Linked DNA regions of Homo sapiens: region 1 is linked to region 2. Evidence: chromatin loops called from intact Hi-C (ENCODE). Cell type or tissue: natural killer cell. All regions are shown on one strand.

What was found. Hi-C counts contacts between places; a loop is a spot of excess contacts. Peaks named below come from ENCODE experiments on the same cell type or tissue, not always from the same donor. Only the 100,000 strongest peaks of a DNase experiment are listed, where the experiment ranks them.
Region 1: a loop joins it to region 2, with 9 times the contacts of the local background. A loop is called at or near these places in 1 of 110 quality-filtered maps.

Annotation. Positions count from the first base shown.
Region 1 is chr19:7,189,637-7,193,636 of GRCh38, reverse strand. All of the region lies in intron 2 of INSR (insulin receptor), which reads left to right. Among named protein-coding and RNA genes, the nearest start is that of INSR, 100 kb to the left of the region's middle. RefSeq lists enhancers at 1,025-1,114, 1,165-1,254. In natural killer cell, a CTCF peak has its summit at 1,525; a DNase peak (open chromatin) is centred at 1,246.
Region 2 is chr19:7,690,562-7,694,561 of GRCh38, reverse strand. All of the region lies in intron 8 of FCER2 (Fc epsilon receptor II), which reads left to right. Among named protein-coding and RNA genes, the nearest start is that of FCER2, 9.6 kb to the left of the region's middle. RefSeq lists enhancers at 3,145-3,194, 3,585-3,644. In natural killer cell, no CTCF peak of the experiment used is centred here; DNase peaks (open chromatin) are centred at 2,071, 2,386, 2,881 and 3,571; H3K27ac peaks cover 3,067 bases.

The sequences.
Region 1 (4,000 bases), 500 kb after region 2:
GATAGTACACATACATAGTAAAAAATAAAAATAAAATAGGGCACTTTTTTGTGTCCCTTTCAGAGGGACATATGTCCCATGTGTCCTCCCCCCTCCTGCCCCTAATTTTTTTGTTTGTTTTTTTATGAGATGGAGTCTCACTCTGTCGCCAGGCTGGAGTGCAGTAGCGTGATCTCAGCTCACTGCAACTTCCGCTCCCCAGGTTCAGGTGATTTTCCTGCCTCAGCCTCCCATGTAGCTGAGACTACAGGTGCGCGACACCATGCTCAGCTAATTTTTATATTTTTCGTGGAGACGGAGTCTCACCATGTTGGTCAGGATGGTTTGGCTCTCCTGACCTCGTGATCCGCTCACCTTAGCCTCCCAGGCTTAGCCTCCTTAGCCTGCTGGGATTACAGGCATGAGCAGAAGAATCTCTTGAACCCGGGAGGCGGAGGTTGCAGTGAGCTGAGATCGTGCCACTGCACTCCAGCCTGAGGGACAAGAGTGAGACTCCATCTGGGGAAAAAAAAAAAAAGAAAAAAAAGAAATACTGCATCAAATTGCACTTGCCTCTTGGTGCAAGATTCGTTCCTTTGCTTTGAACTGCCTCCCTGAAGCAAATTGGTGTTTCTGTGACTCCCTCTGTCTAGGGAAGGGGTCCTTTAGTGGGGACATTGTCTTTCTTGGGGAGGGTCCACCAGAGGACTCTGACACAGCGGTCTCCTTTCTCCTCCGTCAACTTAGTTAGATTTTAGTCCCTGATCTTCTCAGCAGTGTATAGTGAAAAAGCCACCGCAGCTGAAAGTTTCAGGAAGATGATAGTTGCTTCTGTGTGCTCACCCAGGAGCTTTTGGGAGGTTTAGGGAGAACTGGGGGAAAATTGGGACCAGCAGCTCAATGTGGCTTTGAAGGGGAGACAGCGGATGGACACAGAACTTGCATTTTTGGAGAGGGGAGGTCTGGGTAGATGTTCCCTACATACACAGCAGCACTTGTGTGCAGGTGTGAGGGAGTGACAGCCCCCGGACGGTTTGGCATTTTCCTGCAAGTCTGCCATCTTGTCTGGCAGACATAGCCTGGGCTGCTGACTGTCCCTACCCCAAACCAGAATTTGGGCAGGAACGGACACTTGGGCTCATTACGTGTCAATGAGGGGGATCAGGTCAGGGGCACAGGGAGAGGAAAGTCAACCCCGTCCTCCACTGGGGCTGTTTCTCATCTTGCATGACACGTGGCTTTCATAATGTCTTCACTTTGCGGTCTCTCTCACCAGAAGAAGCTGCTGTTTTGTGGCTAGTTCATCTGTGTCATGCCCTTTCCCCAGCCTGGGCTGCCTGTGATTTTTTTCTTTTCTTTTCTTTTCTTTTCTTTTCTTTTCTTTTCTTTTCTTTTCTTTTCTTTTCTTCCCTCCCTCCCTTCCTTCTTTCTCTTTCTTTTCTTTCTCCTTTCTTTCTTTTTCTTTCTTTTTTCTTTTCTTTCTCTGTCTTTCTTTTTCTTTCTCTTTCTCTCTCTCTTATCTTTCTTCTTTCTCCCTCTTTCTTTTCTTTTTTCTCTTTCTGTATTCTTTCTTCTTTCTCTCTTTCTTTCCTTCTTTCTTTCTCCCTCCCTTCCTGCCTCTTTCTTTCTCTTTCTTTCTCCCTCTTCTTTCTTTCTCTCTCTCTCCCCTCCCTCCCTCCTTCCTTCCCTCCTTCTTTCTTTTTATCTCTCTCCTTCCTTCCTTCCTTCCCTCCTTCTTTCTGTCTTTCTCTTTCTTTTCTCTCTCTCCCTTCCTCCTTCCTTCCCTCCTTCTTTCACTCTCTCTTTCTTTTCTCTCTCTCTTCTTTTTAAAGATAGGGTCTTGCTTTATTGCCCAGGCTGGAGTGCAGTGGTGCAGTCACAGCTCACTGCAGCCTCAAACCCCTGGGCTGTAGCAATCCTCCCACCTCAGTCTCCCGAGTAGCTGGGACTATTGGTTTACGGGTGTGCACCATCACACCTGGCTAATTTTTTTATTTTTGTAGAGACAGGGGTCTGGCTATTTTGCCCAGGCTAGTCTTGAACTACTGGACTCAAGAGATCCTCCCGTGTTAGCCTCCCAAAGTGCCATTACATGCACAAGCCACTGCGCCTGGCAGGCTTGTGATTTTCATGTGGAGCTTTTCACATTCTGTCTAACAATCCGAGTTCAGAGGAACCAGTATGGGGAGCAAGAGTATGTGGAAACGTCCAGCACCAGTTTAGAGGACTCCCACTCAGCTAGGGGGTGCAGTGGCCACCCCGAGTGGCTTTTCTTTCTTTTCTTTCCCTCCTTCCCTCCCTCCCTCCCTCCTTTCTTTCTTTCTTTCTTTCTTTTTCTTTCTTTCTTTCTCTTTTCTTTTCTTTCTTTTTGAGACAGAGTCTCACTCTCTCTTCCAGCAGTGGCACAATCTCGGCTCACTGCAACCCCCGCCTCCCGGGTTCAAGCAATTCTGCTGTCTCAGCCTCCCAAGTAGCTGGGATTACAGGCACCTGCCACCACGCCTGTATAATTTTTGTATTTTTAGTAGAGATGGGGTTTCACCATGTCGGCCAGGCTGGTCTCGAACTCCTGACCTCAGGTGATCCACCTGCCACGGCCTCCCAAAGTGCTGGGATTACAGGCGTGAGCCACCGTTCCCAGCCTCTATTTTTTTAAAATTGACAAATAATAATTGTATATGTTACATATTTATGGGGTACCATGTGATGTTTTGATATCTGTTTACATTGTAGAATTACTAAGTCATGCCAATTTAAAAGCTATCACCTCACATACTTATCATTGTTTTATGGTTAAAAATATCTACATTTTTGGCAATTTTGAAATGTCCAGTGCACTATTACTTATTATAGCAACCATTGTGTCCAATACATAACTAAAGCTTATTTCTCCTAAGTGAAATTTTGTAGTTTGATCAACATCTCCCTACAGAGTTGGAAACACCTGGAATGAGCTTATAGTGTTCGAAGGATAGTCTTCAAAGAATTGGTTGGGCGCGGTGGCTCACGCCTGTAATCCCAGCACTTTGGGAGGCCAAGATGGGTGGATCCCGAGGTCAGGAGTTCAAGACCAGCCTGGCCAACGTGGTGAAACCCCATCTCTACTAAAAATACAAAAATTAGCTGGGCGTGATGACGGGCGCCTGTAATCCCAGCTACTCAGGAGGCTGAGGCAGAGAATTGCTTGAACCCGGGAGGCGGAGGTTGCAGTGAGCTGAGTTCTCACCATTGCACTTCAGCCTGGACAACAGAGTGAGACTCTGTCTCAAAAAAAAAAAAAAAAAAAAACCACCAAAGAACACAGGTCAGCATGTTTATTTAACCCATTAGTGAGGGAACAGCAGGATTATAAAGCCAAAACATGTATAGTCACTGAAATAAGAAGGCAGTGTTAGCTGTGAGGCTGCTTAATGTCCCATAGGACAATAAAACTGTAATCTTTGGGGATGATTTTTTTCTTTTTTTTTTCGGCAAGGAGAGATAGGATCTCACTCTGTTACCCAGGCTGGTCTCGAATGCCTGGGCTCAAGCAATCCTCCCGCCTCAGCCTCCCAAAGTGCTGGGATTACAGGCATGAGCCTCCATGCCCAGCTGAGAGTATCTTTTCTCTGAGATGAAAATAATTTGTAGCATATCTGTCTGTAAGTTAACTCTAATTTCCTTGAGTCTAGTTCCTAATAGAAATAGTAAAATCGGCCAGGCGTAGTGGGTCATGCCTATAATCCCAGCACTTTGGGAGGCCAAGGTGGGCAGATCACTTGAGGTCAGGAGTTCAAGACCAGACTGGCCAACATGCTGAAACCCAGTCTCTACTAAAAATACAAAAATTATCCAGGCATGGTTGTGGGTGCCTGTAATCCCAGCTACTCAGGAGGCTGAGGCAGGAGAATTGCTTGAACCTGGGACACAGAGTTTACAGTGAGCGGAGATGGCACCGCTGTACTTCAGCCTGGACAACAGAGCAAGACTCGGTTTCAAAAAAAAAAAAAAAAAGTAATAGTAAAATCAATTACAGGTACAT
Region 2 (4,000 bases):
TTCTTCCCCAGTCCCTGAAGTCTCCCCGAAATCCAGCCCCACAGCCTGGGATCTGAGCCTGGCTCTGAGGTTGTCTCTGGGTGACTATGTAACAAACAACCAAGACACCTTCCCCTGAAGTTTTCTTTGAGGGCTCAGAAATGTCCTCTTCCTGGTTTTGGGGTTTGGGTTTTTGTCGTTGTTGTTTTTGTTGTTCAGAGACAGGGCCTGGTTCTGTCACCAAGGCTGGAGTGCAGTGGCACAATCATGGCTCACTACGGCCTCAAACTCCTGGGGTCAAGTGATCCTCTCATCTTGGCCTCCCAAATCGCTAGGATTACAAGTATGAGCCACTGCACCTGGCCACCTCTTCCTGTTTTAACGCTGCACCTCCAGAGGGCTGAGTACTGGTTACCATTTCATGGGTGAGAAGCACACTCATCTCAAGCTACTGCAGACCCTAAGCTCCTTAGAAAAATCTGACCATGTGAGGGTGGGCGTGGTGGCTCACGCCTGTAATCCCAGCATTTTGGGAGGCCGAGGCAGGAGGATCACTTGAGCCCAGGAGTTCGAGACTGGCCTGGGCAAGATGATGAGACCCTGCCTCTTTAAAAAAAAAAAAAAAAAAATCTGTGGCTGGGCATGGTGGCTCATGCCTGTAATCCCAGCACTTTGGGAGGCCGAGGCAGGTGGATCACATGAGGTCAGGAGATCGAGACCAGCCTGACCAACATGGTGAAACCCCGTCTCTACTAAAAATATAAAAATTAGCTGGGCATGGTGGTGCACGCCTGTAATCCCAGCTACTTGGGAGGCTAAGGCAGGAGAATTGCTTGAACCCGGGAGGTGCAGGTTGCAGTGAGCCGAGATAGCGCCACTGTACTCTGGCCTGGGAGACAGAGCAAGACTCTGTCTCAAAACAAAACAAAACAAAACAAAAAACATCTGACCACGTGTAGTGGAACCTTCCCTGCATATCACTATAGGAAAACCTACTTACTTAAAGCGGGTTTTTGCTATGTTGCCCAGGCTGGTCTCAAACTCCTGGGCTCAAGCGATCCTCCTGCCTCAGCCTCCCAAGTAGCTGGGATTACAGGTGCACACCACTGCTGAAAATCTATTTTGAAGCAAGAAAGATTTGATCCAGTAAGAGTGGGTTTAACCTTCCACCTGGGAGGCGATAGCAACAATGTCTGGGAGTTTCACTGCGGTGGGGGGAAGGGGAGAAAGAGACCATATTGAGGGATTGTGGGACCTAGTCTTGCAATCCCATTGGCTCTCCTGACCAAAGCCTCCCACTGGAAGAAAATCATCACAATTTCCCAGACATTGGCTAGGAGTGCTGGTTTGGCGGGTTCTGCCAGTGATGATGACCAGGGCTGTTGGTAGGGATGGTGCTTGGGGAAAGTAATCGCTGGTGGACCTGGCCACAGCACTGGTTTTGCTGTCGGTGCCAGTGATGAAGACACGGCTGGTGTGGTTGGTAAAGATGGTGTTGGCTGTGGTGTGGGTGGTGGAGATAAGCTGCTGCTGGTGGTGGGTACCTCTGTTAATGATGTCGGTGATGAAGGTGTTGCTGACCTTGGAGGGGTTTGTTGGTGGTTGAAGTGCTGCTGGCCATGAGGTGTTTGTCATGATGGGGTTGGTGGCTGAGGCACTGTTGGCTATGAGGTGTTTGTGGTGATGATGGTGGTTGAAGTGTTATTGGATATGAAGGTGTTTGTGGTGACAGTGATGGCCGCTGACGTGCTGCTGGTCATGGTGTTGGTGATTGAAGTATTGCTGGCCATGGATGTATTTATGGTAATGGTGTCAGCAGTTGAAGCATTGATGGTCAAGAATGTATTTATAATAACGGTGTTGGTGGTTGAGCTGCTTCTGGCCATGAGGTGTTTGTGGTGACATTGGCGTCAGCTGAGGTGTTGCTAACCACGAAGTGCTGATGGCGATGGTGTTAGTGACTGGCGTTCTGCTGGCTGTAAGGTGTTTGTGGTGACAGTGTTAGGGGTTTACGTGTTGTTGGGCATGAATGTGTTCATGGTGCTGGTGTTGGTAGTTGATGTGTTATTGGATGTGAATGTGCTCGTGCTGATGGTGTTGGTGGTTGATGTGTTGATGGACGTGAATGTGTTCGTGGCGCTGGTGTTGGTAATTGATGTGTTGTTAGACATGAATGTGTTTGTGGCAAAGGTGTTGGTGGTTGATGTGTTGTTGGGCATGAATGTGCTCGTGGTGATGGTGTTGGTAGTTGATGTGTTGTTGGACGTGAATGTATTCGTGCTGATGGTGTTGGTGGTTGATGTGTTGATGGACGTGAATGTGTTCATGACAGTGGTGTTGGTAGTTGATTTGTTGTTGGACATGAATGTGCTCGTGGTGATGGTGTTGGTAGTTGATGTGTTGTTGGACGTGAATGTATTCGTGCTGATGGTGTTGGTGGTTGATGTGTTGATGGACGTGAATGTGTTCATGACAATGGTGTTGGTAGTTGATGTGTTGTTGGACATGAATGTGCTCGTGGTGATGGTGTTGGTAGTTGATGTGTTGTTGGACGTGAATGTATTCGTGCTGATGGTGTTGGTGGTTGATGTGTTGATGGACGTGAATGTGAATGTGTGACAATGGTGTTGGTAGTTGATGTGTTGTTGGACATGAATGTATTTGTGGTGATAGTGCTGGTGGTTGAGGTGCTTCTAGTTGGGAGGTGTTTGTGGTGACAGTGTTTGCAGTTGCAGTGTTGCTGGCTGTGGAACTGGCAATGTAGTCATGGTGTTGGTGACTGAGGTGTTGCTGGCCATGGGTGTATTTATGATGATGTAATGGTGGTTGAGGAGTTGTTTGTGGAGATGATGTTGGTGACTGATATTCAGCTGCCTGTAAGGCATTTGTGATGATGGTGTTGGTGGCATTTTTGGCCATGAGGTATTTGTGGTGCTGGTGTTGGTGGTTGAAGTGCTGCTGGCATGAGGTGTTTGAGGTGATGAGGGTGGTGAAAGTGCTGTTGGTGATGGTGCTTGTGGCTGAGGTGCTGCTGGCTGTGGAACTGGTGATGTGGGTGATAATGTTGGTGATTGAAGTGTTGCTAGCCATGGATGGATTTATGGTGATGTTGGTGGCTATTGAGGCACTTCTATGAGCTGTCGATGGCGATGGTGTTGGTGATTGATGCTCTGCTCGCTGTGAAGCATTTGTGATGATGGGATTTGTGGCTGAGGTGCTGCTGGCTGTGGAGCCGGTGATGTGGTCATGGCTTTGGTGACTGAAGAGTTCCCAAGCCGTGGTGGATTTAAGGTGATTATAATGACAACTGAAGTGCTTCTGGCCATGGTGGTGCTTGTAGCGATGATGCTGGTGGTTGAAGTGTTGTTGGACATGAATGCATTTCTGGTCATGGTGTTGACGGTTGAGGGGCTTCTACCTGTGGGGTGTCTGTGGTTATGACGATGGTTGAAATATTATTGGACATGAGTGTGTTTGTGGTCATGGTGTTGATGGTTGAGGGGCCTCTAGCTGTGAGGTGTCTGTGGTGATAATGGTGGTTGAAGCGTTGTTGGACGTGAATGCATTTGTGGTCATGGTGCTGGTGGTTGAGGGACCTCTAGCCGTGAGGTGTCTGTGGTGATGGTGGTTGAAGTGTTGTTGGACATGAGTGTGTTTGTGGTCATGGTGTTGACCATATTGGACATGAATGTGTGGTGGCAGTGTTGGTGCTTGTGGTGCTTCTGGCCATGAGGTGTTTGTGGAGATGCTGATGGTAGTTGAGGTGTTGATGGTCGACACCGTGCTCTGCTAACCATGAAGGTGTTTGTGGCCATGGTGGCTGAGGTGCTTCTACTATGGATCTGGTCAGCATCATAGCTCCAGCAGAGAACACAGCCCGTGAGGCTGTCTGTTAGGCCCTGGGGTGGGTCTGCTTTTAGCCGGGACCCCAGGAGTGGCCCTAGGAGGGGTGCTGCCACCTAGTCTGCCCAGGGTGCCCAAGGCACTTCCATTGGCCCCACCCCCGAGCCTCTCCTCCACC